Linked DNA regions of Homo sapiens: all the other regions are linked to region 2. Evidence: chromatin contacts called from ENCODE Hi-C or POLR2A ChIA-PET data. All regions are on one chromosome and are shown on one strand. Each heading gives the region's core, a stretch centred on a gene start or an enhancer-like site at or near the end of the contact. The rest is flanking DNA. Distances are from core to core; before and after follow the strand shown.

Region 1 (4,019 bases), core at 1,389-3,888, 230 kb before region 2:
GCATGCCCATGTAACTGACACTCAGCTCAAGATATAGAACATGTGCATCACATCAGAAAGTTCCCTTCTGCCCTTGTACAGCTGATATTCACATAACCCAGAGCTAAGCACTGTTTTTTTTGTTTTGTTTTGTTTTTTGAGAAAGAGTCTTGCCCTGTCACCCACACTGGAGTGCAGTGTCGTGATCTTGGCTCACTGCAACCTCCACCTCCCAGGTTCAAGCAATTCTCCTGCCTCAGCCTCCCAAGTAGCTGGGGTTACAGGCGCGCACCACCACACCTGACTAATTTTTGTATTTTTAGTAGAGACGGGGTTTCACCATGTTGGCCAGGCTGGTTTCGATTTCCTGACCTCAAGTGATCCGCCCACCTCAACCTCCCAAAGTGCTGGGATTACAGGCGAGAGCCACCGTGCCCGGCCCACTGTTCTAACTTTTATCACCATCAATTAGTTTTGCCTGTTCTTGAACTTCATAAAAATGATATTATCCTAGCACAAATTCTCCATCTGGCTTCTTCTACTTGACATAATGTGTTTGAGATGCATCCATGTTATCGCATGTATCCATAGCAGTTTGTTTTGTTACTTGCTAAGTCCTATATCATTATATGAATATATCATATTTTGTTTATTCTCCTAGATGATAGGCATTTTGATTGTTTCTTGGTTTTGGCCATATGAATAAAGTTGCTATGAATATTCTTGTATAAGTCTTGCAGACATTATGCCCTCATTGCTCTTAAATATATACCTCAGAGCAGAATTGCTGGGTCATAAGGTAAGTGAGTGCTTAATGTTATTCAAAGCTGCTAAACAGGTCTCCTGAGTGGTTGTGCAGTTTTACACTCACATCAGCAGTGTATGAGAGTTCCAGTTGCTCCACAGCCTTGTCAAATGTGTAATTGTTATTACTTTTTTTCACTTTAGTCATTCTGGTAGGTGCATGGTGGTAGCTTTGTGGCTTTAATTTGCATTTTCCTCATGACTAATGATGTTGAGCATCCCCTCATGTGCTTATTGGCCATTTAAGTAGCTTCTTGTGTAAGAGTCCTGTTGAAGACTTTTGCCAATTTCTAAAAATCAAGTAATTGGTCTTATTATTGATTTGTAGGCATTCTTTATATTTTCCAGATGGATTTCTTTTGGAGGGAGGGGGTCAAATATATGTTTTGCACATGTTTTCTCCCAGCCTGCAGCTTGCTTTTTCTGTTTTTTTCATGGTCCCTTTTAATGAGCAATTTTGTTGAAGTCTAGCACCTTGTATCTTGCACCTTTTGTTTTTTATTTTTTATTTTTTATTTTTTTTTGAGACGGAGTCTTGCTCTGTCGCCCAGGCTGGAGTGCAGTGGCACGATCTCGGCTCACTGCAAGCTCTGCCTCCCGGGTTCACACCATTCTCCTGCCTCAGCCTCCAGAGTAGCTGGGACTACAGGTGCCTGCCACCACGCCCAGCTAATTTTTTTGTATTTTTAGTAGAGACAGGGTTTCACCGTGTTAGCCAAGATGGTCTGGATCTCCTGACCTCGTGATCCGCCCGCCTCGGCCTCCCAAAGTGCTGGGATTACAGGCGTGAGCTACCGTGACCAGCTTTTTTTTTTTTTGAGACAGAGTCTTGCTCTGTTGCCCAGGCTGGAGTGCAGTGGCGCTGTCTTGGCTCACTGCAAGCTTTGCCTCCCGGGTTCATGCCATTCTCCTGCCTCAGCCTCCTGAGTAGCTGGGACTACAGGCGCCAGCTACCACGCCCGGCTAATTTTTTGTATTTTTAGTAGAGATGGGGTTTTGCCGTGTTAGCCAGGATGGTCTTGATCTCCTGACCTCGTGATCTGCCCTCCCCGGCCTCCCAAAGTGCTGGGGTTACAAGCGTGAGCCACTGTGCCCAGCCTATGTTAGTTCATCTTTAATGGATTCAACAATAAGGCCAGGCACGATGGCTCACGCCTGTAATCCCAGCACTTTGGGAGGCTGAGGCGGGCGGATCACCTGAGGTCAGGAGTTTGAGACCAGCCTGACCAACATGGCGAAACCCCATCTCTCCTAAAAACACAAAAATTAGCCAGGTGTGGTGGCAGGCGCCTGTAGTCCCAGCTACTCAGGAGGCTGTGGCAGGAGAATCACTTGAACCTGGGAGGCGGAGGCAGCAGTCAGTCGAGATCACACCACTGCACTCCAGCCTGGGCAACAAGAGTGAAACTCCGTCTCAAAAAAAAAAAAAAAAAAAAAAAAGTTTATGAATTCATACGGCAAGAATCAAGAAGGTGAGCCTGGGCAACAAGAGTGAAACTCCATCTGAAAAACAAAACAAAACAAAAAAACAATAAGGAAAGTTTATTAATTCATACAGCAGGAAGCGGGGAGGTGATGGCAGCTCCAGAATGGGCTAATCTGTGACTCAGCAGCAGCGTCAGGCTCAGGTTCTTCCTGTCTTTCCTCTCCCATGCGTACTGGCTTGGTCTGTCCTAGGAAGGGCTCTGCGTATTGTCTCAGGAGAGCTGCCACAGCTCTAGGCGTCATATCCAGAAACAACAATATCCGCTATGAGAGGAAGGATGCCTAGCCCTTGGAGCCCTTTTTAAGAGCAAGGAAACATTTCCCAGAAGACTCTGCTATGGTGCGAGTGTTTGTGCCTCCTCCAAAATTCATGTTGAAACTGAATCCCCAGTGCAGCAGTATTAAGAGGTGGAGCCTTTAGGAGATGATTAGGCCACCAGGGCTCTGTCCTCATGGATGGGATTCGTGTCTTACAAAAGGGCAGGAGGGAACTAGCTGGCCTGTCTTCCTTTTGCCTTTCCACCTTTTGCGCCCTGAAGAAACAGCATTCATCTCTTTTTGCCTTTTCATCTTTTGTGTTATGGGAGGGCACAACATTTGTCCCCTCCAGAGGACACAGCAACAAGGTCCCATCTTGGAAGCAGAGACTAAGCTCTCATCAGACACTGAATCTGCTGGTGCCCTGATTTTGGACTTCCAGCTTCTGTAGCTGTGAGCAATACAGTTATGCTATCTCTCAATTCTCCAGTCTAAGGTATTTTGTTACAGTGGCAGGAAAGGACTAATACGGTCTCCCTCCCCATCCTTTTCTCAAATCTCATTGATTCACATGCCAACTCCTAAACCAATCTCTGCAAAGAAGACTAGCCTACACCAATCAGGATTTACCCCTTGAGCTGGGTAGAATAGAATGATTTTCCTGAGCCCCTGGGAGGAGTGTGACACACATACAAATGGTGTCTCTGCCAGCAAGAAAGAAAGAGGTGTACAGACAGAAACTTGATCTAGACAACAGCGACTGCCTCAGAGCCAGCGGCCCCAGAGGGTTAAGACAAAGAGTCCCTGTGCAGAAGGCAAAGATTTACTGTTAAGTACAATGGCTCCAAGGACATTTCCAAGGAAGTCAGAAGGATTGAGAGCTTCTCTCTGCCCACTTCCCATCCCCATCTCCAAGACAACTGGGCTGGACAGGTTGGAGACCTGCAGGCTAGCGCATAGCCACCCCTGGTTGGCCATGAGGTGGAAGCTAGCTCCAGAGCTGTTTATGGAGCCCATTTGAGGGCCTCCCATCCCTCCTCACATTTTAAAAATAAATTAGGACATTTTATTACATTTTCATAACTAATAAAATTAGCAGGCCGGGTACGGTGGCTCACGCCTGTAATCCCAGCACTTTGGGAGGCCAAGGCGGGCAGATCACCTGAGGTCAGGAATTCGAGACCAGCCTGGCCAACGTGGTGAAACCCCGTCTCTACTAAAGATACAAAAAAATTAGCAGGGTGTGGTGGTGCGCACCTGTAATCCCAGCTACTCAGGAGGCTGAGGCAGGAGAATTGCTTGAACCCAAGAGGCGGAGGTTGTAGTGAGCTGAGATCGTGTCACTGCACTCCAGCCTGGGCGACAGGGTGAGACTCCGTCTCAAAAAAAAAAAATTAGCAATAATTTATCTTTTTTTTTTTTTAACATGAGGTTTTGCTCTGTGGCCCTGGCTGGAATGCAGTGGCGTGATCAGTCACTGTAGCCTTAACCTC
Region 2 (4,482 bases), core at 159-2,658:
TCCCCTCTCTGAGCTTGAGCTTTTCCAGCTGCAAAATATAAATATTCCTTCCTCATAAGGCTGTTGTGAGGGTTAAATGAGGAGCTGTATTGTAGCTTTTCTCAGCCAGGGTCCCGAGCTGAGCCACAGAACAGAGAAGCTGATTGGAGTGACTCTCTCAGCTCTCTCAAGTATGGAGTATAACTAGTACCACCCTAGGTACCAGGAGAGCAGTAAAGTCATTATAAATAGTGGATTAGGGGGTCATAAGTCTTTTGAAGAACCAGGTCAAGGAAGGCCAGTAAAACCCTCTTTTCTGACAACTCGACACAGTGGCTAGTTCTGGGGTGACTAGAATTTCACAGTAGCATCATTGTGTGGTGAGTTTGGCACACCGTAGACACTAAGTAAATGTCAGCTTCCTTCCCCAGTCCCTCCTCCTCCCTCCCTTTCTTGCCAGGGCTCAGCTTGTCTTGAAGCCACGCACATCTTTCAGAAAGAGCCTAGGTTTTCTTAGATGGGAAAATATCCACTTGTCTCAGCGTTTTAGGTTGCTCTTCCTAGGCAACGTGCTTCCAGGCCCTTGGGCTACTGCTGTGATGCAGGTGCCTCCTGTTTGCTATGCCCTGGCACTTGGGCAGTGCTTTCTAAAAAGAGGGAGGCCCTACAGCGTGCTGCGTGTCTTCTCAAACCGCTGAGCTGCTGTGCTGCCATAGGCCCTTCACCAAGCACCAAGGAACTAGAATATGAACCAGACACAGATGCACATGGCTGCAGGGAGCTTCTAACTTAATCATGGAGATCAGATTTGTTTATGAGGAGCCCGGTGAGGAGTCCAAGGCCATGTCTTTAAGATTTTAGGAAAAAGGGAGGGATCAGAGTGGACAGGGCAGTCACCCTATGATCCCCATCACAGTCCCCTTCTGTCTGCCATTCATAAAGGAAATGGCATCTCTTTGTGGGCCTGGAGATCACCTATTAAACATGTGCACCTTGGCCAGATGTCTGTTTGCCATTACCTGAAACTGCTACCAGAGTGGCCCCTCTTCCTCTGTCCTCTGGTGACTCAGACTCGAGGAGCCACTTCTGTGGATGGTAGATCCGATTTCAGTGACTTCAGCGGTGGCTAGGTGTCTGCTGAGTCTGAGAGGGGAACAGATACCAAGCCCCAAATCTTCCTTGCAGGAAGCCAGATGATTCTGGTAGTAAACCACTGGTCATTCAGGCATGAAATAACCTCAAGGCCAATTCTTCAGCAACACAGAGCCTCCTGAACTTCACCTTGTCACTTTGTCCAAGTTGCAGGAGCCATCAGGGCAGAGGTGGTGTTCAGCAGGAAGAACATAGCCACAGTCTGTCGCAGAGGAGGTTGGAAGGGGTGGAGGCTGTAGTATGAGGCCCGTCCAGACACAGTGAGTTCTGGCTGTATGCCTGGAGGCAGTCAGACATTCATACCCTCTATGAACTGGTGGCTCAGGTGGGAAGATAAGAGATAAGAGGAAGTATCTGTGATAAAACCAGAGAACATATTCAATGCTGACCCTCAGCTCTATAAATATTCAGAGTAAGGAGAGAGCTCCCATTTTGGGTCCTAGGATCATGGTGAATATCAGTTTCTACATCTGTAAACTGAGGGGGTCACTCTGTGGCTATGTCTAATATTAGCATTGTATTTAACAATTGGATCTGGACAGGGCAAGGTGGCTCACATTTGTAATCCTAGTGCTTTGGGAGCCCAGGGTGGGAGGACCACTTGAGCTTAGGACTTCAAAACCAGCCTGGGCAACAAAGCAAGACCCCATCTCTACAAAAAAACTTTAAAAATCAGCCAGGCCTGGTGGCTCATGTGTGTAGTCCTGGTTACTCCGGAGGCTGAGGTGGGAGGAATGCTTGAGCCCAGGAGTTTGAGGCTACCATGAGCTATGATTGCACCACTGTACTCCAGCCTGGGCAACAGAGTGAGACCCTGTCTCTAAAAAAGAAAAAGGAAAAAAAAAAAAAAGAACTGGAGGCCAGGTGCAGTGGCTCACATCTGTAATCCCAGTACTTTGGGAGGCTGAGGTGAGCGGATCACCTGAGGCCAGGAGTTCAAGACCAGCTTGCCCAACATGGTGAAACCCCATCTCTACTAAAAATATAAAAATTAGCTAGGTGTGGTGGCAGGCGCCTGTAATCCCAGCTACTCAGGAGGCTGAGGCACGAGAATAGCTTGAGCCCAGAAGGCGGAGGCTGCAGTGAGTGGAGATCATGCCACTGCACTTCAGCCTGGGTGACAGAGCGTGACTCTGTCTTAAAAAAAAAAAAAAAAAAAAAAAAAAAAGAACTGGCTCTGCAGAGGCTTCCAGTGGAGGTGAGGCTGGGCCTGAAGTTTGGGAGCATCTGGTTTAATAATTAGGGGTGTGGGGTGAGGTGTGGAACCCAAGCGGTGTCTCCACAGGCAGGAACAGCCCTGAATTTGGCCACCCTCAGGGCTGTTCCTCATGGAGCCCAGGCATGGCTGTGAAGCTGGACCTGAGCCCTGCATCTGTTACTAGGAAGGGGAGGGTGTGGAGGAGCTCTTCTTGGGGCAGGGCAGGGTGAAGACAACTGTTCCAGGCCAGCAGGGGCACAGTAAAGAGGATGGCAGAGCCCCATGCAGAGATCAGATGGGAAAGGGAGACAAGGTTGTGTTCTGAGGACATTCTTGGATTTTATGAAAAGACTTTAAAAAACCCCCGAAACCCAGAAACATTTTCTTGAATTTTCACCTCAGCTCATCATATCTCTGCTCTTAGCAAGTGTGCCCGATTTAATAAAATCAGTACTGGCAGCCAGCAGCATGTTTTTGTTCTAGAAACTTAGACTACTTTTTTTTTTTTTTTTTTTTTTGAGATGGAGTTTTGCTCTTGTTGCCCAGGCTGGAGAGCAATGGCACAATCTGGGCTCACTGCAACCTCTGCCTCCCGGGTTCAAGTGATTCTCCTGCCTCAGTCTCCGGAGTAGCTGGGATTACAGGCATGCGCCACCACACCTGGCTAATTTTATATTTTTAGTAGAGACGGGGTTTCTCCATGTTGGTCAGGCTGGTCTTGAGCTCCCGACCTCAGGTGATCCACCCGCCTCAGCCTCCCAAAGTGCTGGGATTACAGGCATGAGCTACTGCACCCGGCTACCTTAGACTGTCTTTTACAAAATAAGAGGAATGGCCAGGCATGGTGGCTCACGCCTGTAATCCCAGCACTTCGGGAGGCCGAGACAGGCAGATCACGAGGTCAAGAGATTGAGACCATCCTGGCCAACATGGTGAAACCCTGTCTCTACTAAAAATACAAAAATTAGCCGGGTATGGTGGCGGCCGCCTGTAGTCCCAGCTACTCAGGAGGCTGAGGCAGGAGAATCGCTTCAACCCAGGAGGCGAAGGTTGCAGTGAGCCAAGATTGCGCCACTGCACTCCAGCCTGGGTGACAGAGCAAGACTCTGTCTCGAAAAAATAAAAAAATATAAAAAAAGAGGAATAAATGAATAATAAGTAAAACAGTACAGAAAGGTTATAAAGTCAATAGTAAGTCTCTACCCTCACCACCCCATTCACTTGCCCCTCAGCACCCCACCCCTCAAAAAAAAAAAAAAACCCACTCCCTAGAGGTAAATACTATGAACCATTTTGAATCTGTATAGGGCACCAACAGGAGCCTGTGTGGTGTGTACTCTCAAGCTTCTGGGTAAAGCTTGCTCTGGGTCTCTTCTGGGCTGAACCTTTTCCAGGAAGGGGGAAGGGAGAAGGGACCGCAGCTGTGGTGTGGCAGAGGCAGGCACAGGACCCTTCCAGAGAGGCTTCTCAGGGTCCCGGGAGGGTGATCAGCTGCCCTGCTTCAGTCAGGCGTCACCGGCTCGCCTGCCGGCCCCTGGCCCGGATTTTCTCCACTGTGTCTAAGGGCTTTTTTTCACCTTCTCAGGATCCCTCTGTGACCCAGCTGACCAACGCCCCGCAGGGCGGCCTGGCGGAATTCAACCCCTTCTCAGAGGTTGGTGAGCAGGCCCTCTTTCCAAGTCCCATGGCCCTCTAGGGTGGTGCTGGGGTGTCCGGGGCAGGGATCCTTGGCAAGGACAGAAGCAGCTCTGAGAAGCGGCAGTCCTCAAAGGGACAGTCCTAACATGAACCCGGGAGGCAGGGTAAGGATGGCAAAGCCACCAAACGCTCTGTAAAATTCTCCCCTTGGGATCTGTGACCGGGGCCCCTCCCCAAGGAGGTCAGGGCAGTGCCCAAGTGTGCTGGACCCAGCGAGCCCAGGGGTGCCGGGTTAGGGATCAGATGGCCTGAACCTGAGGCTTGTTGGCTGGGAAGCCACAGGGGAAGGCCCAGTGCAGGCCCCGAGGGAGTCCCCTCACAGGCAGGGGCACATCACTCATCCTGCTGTGGGTTTGCCCCCTCGTCACCAGCTAATGGAGTCCCACTCAATTCTGTCTTTTGATTTGTTCCATGTAGACAAATGCAGCGACAACAGTTCCTGTCACCCAACTCCC
Region 3 (4,307 bases), core at 118-2,617, 260 kb before region 2:
GCTACTCGAGAGGCTGAGGCAGGAGAATTGCTTGAACCCGGGAGGTGGAGGTTGCAGTGAGCCGAGATCACACCACTGCACTCCAGCCTGGGTGACAGAGCAAGACTCCATCTCAGGGGAAGAATATTACAAAAATTATCTGGGTGTGGTGGTGCTAGTCCCAGCTCCCTGGGAGGCTGAGGCACAAAAGTCCCTTGAACCTGGGAGGTGGAGGTAAGCCGAGATCGTGCCACTGCACTCCAGCCTGGGCAAGAGAGCAAGACTCTTATCTCAAAAAAAAAAAAAAAAAGGAAAAAAGAGAGAGAGAGAGAATCTGAGCCAGATCAGTATTAGACCTCTCAACAGCAATATTAGAAACTAGAAGTTTATGAAACAATGCCTTAAAGTTGCTGAGGGAAAATCATTATATACCCAGCCAAAGTATCAACCCAGTGTGAGGGTAGAAAATAAGACATTTTCAGACAAAAAAAAAAATTGTCTTCCGTGAAAACTTCCTCAGGAAGGAACTGGAGGATGTGCTCCACCCTAAAAGGGCATAAACCAAGAAAGAAGAAATGGAACCCAGAAAAATCAGAGATCCATAGAGGAAAGAGAAGAAATGACGTTGCAGAATGTTGGCAAAGGGAAGCCTCTGGATGACGACTGTGCTGCTGATCTGGAAAGCTTCTGGCTCAGATGGAGGCAGGAGAACTGAGGGCTCCAGAAAGGGTGTCTCAAGGGAAAAAAAAATTAAGGAACTGGAACTGATAGTGAAAATCAGTATTGAGAATTATCTTACTGGGCTTTTGCAGAAGATCTAATCATGGGTCAAAGAAAATAAGCAAGTGAAAAAAATGAGACAATGATTAACTCTGTGGGGGAAAGGAGATTGAAAAAGATAGTATATTAGTTGTTTCAGCCATAAACACTTTTTAGTGATTGTGAATGTAACCAAGAGTTGTGGTGGTATGATATTGAAAGGAGAGGAGAAAGAGTGTAAGTGAACCTCCTCTGTCACAATAGGGAGCCCTAGAGACAGCATCTAAATTGGACCTCTTGGGAGATAACCAGAATTGAAATCAATGCTTTATTTAGGGAGTAAAAACCAGAAGAAACAACTGAATAAGTTGAAATGGCTGCTTTTGGCGAGCAGGCTGACGTGGGGTAAAGAGCGTGTTATTTTTGTTGTAATCCTTTAGCATTCTCTGACTGTAAATACTCTGTACACATTATTTTGGGGAATAAAAACTGACCAGAAGAACTGTGAGGAGAAGCCATGACAACAGTAAGGCTGTTTCCTTTTGAGATTTTCCTGTCTGAAGCAATTCTCCTTTGGAAATTGAGCAAACAACCCCTCCCCATTTTTTCTGCTGTCTCATGAAGTGCATTCTCACTCCTGTGAATAATCTTGGGAGGCAGGTATTGATAAGGGTTCTTGGTGCTTTGTGAAATAGTAACTTGCATGTTGGTGACTCAGAGCAAGACTCTATCTCAAAGGCAGAACAGAAGTCAAAATTCCCACTTTTAAAAATTTTATTATTATTATTTTTCAGAGACAAGGTCGCACTCTGTCACCCAGGATGGAGCCCAGTAGCCCAATTGTAGCTCATTGCAACCTTGAATTACTGGGCGCAAGCGATCCTCTTGCTTCAGCCGCCCAAGTAGCTGGGACTACAGGCGGGCCCCACCATGCCCAGCTACCTTTTAAATTTTTTATAGAGACAGGGTCTTACTGTGTTGCCCAGGCTGGTCTCAAATCTCCTAGGCTCAATCTGTCCTCCCGCCTTGGCCTCCCAAAGTGCTGGATTAACGTTGTAAGCCACTGCACCTAACTAATATTCCCCCCCTTTTTTTTTTTTTGAGACGGAGTCTTGATCTGTTGCCAGGCTGGAGTGCAGTGGCGTGATCTTGGCTCACTGCAACCTCTGCTTCCCGGGTTCAAGTGATTCTCCTGCCTCAGCCTCCCAAGTAGCTGGGACTACAGGTGCTTGCCACCACGCCTAGCTCATTTTTTGTCTTTTTTGAGACAGTCTCACTCTGTTGCCCAGGTTGGAGTACAGTGGTGCAGTCTTGGCTCACTGCAAGCTCTGCCTCCTGGGTTCACACCATTCTCCTGTCTCAGCCTCCCCAGCAGCTGGGACTACAGGCGCCCACCACCATGCCAGGCTAATTTTTTGTATTTTTAATAGAGATGGGGTTTCACCGTGTTAACCAGGATGGTCTTGATCTCCTGACCTCGTGATCCTCCCACCTCGGCCTCCCGAAGTGCTGGGATTACAGGCGTGAGCCACCTCGCCTGGGCTTTAATTTTTATATTTTTAGTAGAGACGGGGTTTCACCATGTTGGCCAGGATGGTCTCAATCTCTTGACTTCGTGATCTGCCTGCCTCGGCCTCCCAAAGTGCTGGGATTACAGGTGTGAGTCACTGTGCCCGGCCTAATATTCCCATTTTACGCACAAGACAACATAGACCTCAAAAAGGGAAGTAACTCTCCAAAATCACACAGCCAGTGAGTGGCAGAGCTGGAGTCCTGACTCTCTTTTCTGTTTTCACACAGCTGGCCTCAGGCCCAGGGACCTCTTGGCCTTCATGCTTCCACTTCTCCCCTCTCTCCCAGCTGACCCCACCTTGCCTTCAGACACTTTCCACAATGTCCCTGGCTCTGAGCCCCACCCGGAGGGGATCCTTAATGTGAGCTATAGGCTTGAGCCCATGATCTCGTCACAGACTGAGCTCTCATCCTGATCACTCACTAAGCCCTGATCCTACCACAGAATGAGTCTTGGTCCTGGTCCTAGATAAAGCACTGAACCTGGTCATAGACTGAGCCCTGATGCTGGTCACAGACTGAGCCCCAGCCCCTTGCCACCAGTTCCATTAATAATGTATACAATTAAACACAAGTCGGGCCTGGCACAGAAGTCATGGATGGCTGGGTACCATCCCTCTCCAGTGTTGCAGAAATCCTGTCTCAGGGACAGAGCTTGTGAGGCTATGGCCTGGCTAGATGCTCTGGCATCGTTTCCCTCCATCCTCCACCAGAATTTATGCCACAGCTTGTGCCCATTCATTTCTGTCCCCTCCCGCTGCCCTCCCTGTGTGGGTGGGGGTTTGGGCAGCCCATGGTAATAAGCATGGAGCAGGGGTTGTCTGTGATGTCATTCTTGCTCAGAACGAAGCATTCCAGCATGGACAGCACTTGTCCTGGCTCCCCTGCTATATAGAACTCACTGTTCCCCACCCTAGACCCTTACCCTCACCCCTTGCCAGGCCAGCATTCTGCAATATGATTTCCAGGAGCTTCCAGAATGCTGGCTTGTTACAGCTGCTGCCCTGCTCTTAGTGACCAGCATCTCCTTCGAGCAGTCCTCTGTGTCAGGTGGGAAGCCGGGCCGACTTCTGACCACCCTCAGCTCTTGTCAGCCCAGGGGAGGTGGAAGGTCAAGGGAGGGGCAGGGAAGGTGATGGAGCTGGGCAACTTGGAGGAGAGAAGGCAAGGAGGCAGAACGGGACAGGCGTCAGTGTATCACTGAGTCATAAAATGTCAGGGCAGGTGGGAAGTGGAAGGACTGGCTCTCCTCTGCTCTCCCTTGCTAAACAGATGGAGAACTGAGGCCCAAGATCCTACAGTGACTTAGGAGAAAAATGGGGCCTCACATGTGGATTACTGGTACCAAAGAACAGCAGATCCCATAGCTCCAGAGGCCAGAGGAGGACCTTAAGGGAAGGAAGACCTTCCTAATTATCTAAGTTGCCCAGCCCAGGGACCTCTGGTTGGAGGGGCACGGGGCTGTGAGTTCCCCATCGCCATGGGACTGTAGCCAGCACAGTCACAGTATGGCGGTGCAGCCCAACCCTGCCGGGGGTGGAGATTGGTTGCTTTCTTGGCCACGTTTCCTTTTGTGGGTTTGGAACCCAGATGTGCTCCCTGCACGGGATCTTGGGGTCCCAGAAGGGCCTGTTCTCCCTTCTCCCCCTACTAGATCCAGCACAGTTCCTCTGGGCAGCTCTGCTGCTGCTGCTGGCTGGCCACAAGGCACTCAGGATGTAGGAGGCATCTAGACCCACAGTCAGAGTATGTATTTGGGAAGGGAAATTGGGAGACGGTCCAGCCGAGCGGGGGCTGCTTATTGGAGCAGACTGGGTCTGAGAAAATCATGGTAGACAGGTGGGGACCTCGCCCTTCTCCAAGCCAAGGGGGTGGGCTGTGGTTTTCAGGCGCTTGGGCCCCTGCCTTGCTGCCACGCCCCAATCCTGAACTCTGCGGCCCACACCCCCCACAAAACCAAAGCCAGCTTTCTGGGCCCCGGTGGCTGTGTCTCCCTG

The links. A loop is a pair of places that touch in the nucleus more often than their neighbours do. ChIA-PET counts read pairs that join two places held with the same protein, here RNA polymerase II (POLR2A). Pooled maps may share reads with other maps.
Region 1: a pooled map shows a loop between it and region 2 (2.2-fold over the local background). The contact joins two enhancer-like sites. A Hi-C loop is called at or near these places in 1 of 37 single-sample maps with no recorded cell type and 2 of 50 pooled maps. POLR2A ChIA-PET finds 5 or more read pairs at or near these places in 2 of 52 experiments (HCT116 and activated T-cell).
Region 3: a loop to region 2 is called in a map with no recorded cell type, with 3 times the contacts of the local background. The contact joins two enhancer-like sites. A Hi-C loop is called at or near these places in 2 of 37 single-sample maps with no recorded cell type and 1 of 50 pooled maps. POLR2A ChIA-PET finds 5 or more read pairs at or near these places in 2 of 52 experiments (HCT116 and activated T-cell).

What each region holds. Positions count from the first base shown.
Region 1 is chr15:75,088,915-75,092,933 of GRCh38, reverse strand. No RefSeq gene overlaps it. Among named protein-coding and RNA genes, the nearest start is that of PPCDC, 67 kb to the right of the region's middle. Within about 2 kb of position 2,638, at least 9 of the 41 ENCODE cell types and tissues checked have a DNase peak (open chromatin) inside an H3K27ac peak, as active enhancers do.
Region 2 is chr15:74,854,082-74,858,563 of GRCh38, reverse strand. It overlaps SCAMP2 (secretory carrier membrane protein 2), which reads left to right. Exons shown (of 9, transcript NM_005697.5): 2 at 3,915-3,983; 3 at 4,445-4,482. Among named protein-coding and RNA genes, the nearest start is that of ULK3, 13 kb to the right of the region's middle. RefSeq lists enhancers at 462-531, 762-811, 1,162-1,221, 1,252-1,361, 2,108-2,177. Within about 2 kb of position 1,408, at least 10 of the 41 ENCODE cell types and tissues checked have a DNase peak (open chromatin) inside an H3K27ac peak, as active enhancers do.
Region 3 is chr15:75,109,516-75,113,822 of GRCh38, reverse strand. It overlaps LOC124903529 (a long non-coding RNA gene), which reads right to left. Exons shown (of 2, transcript XR_007064720.1): 2 at 1,495-4,307. Among named protein-coding and RNA genes, the nearest start is that of PPCDC, 88 kb to the right of the region's middle. RefSeq lists enhancers at 599-668, 689-738, 769-858, 2,784-2,853. Within about 2 kb of position 1,367, at least 4 of the 41 ENCODE cell types and tissues checked have a DNase peak (open chromatin) inside an H3K27ac peak, as active enhancers do.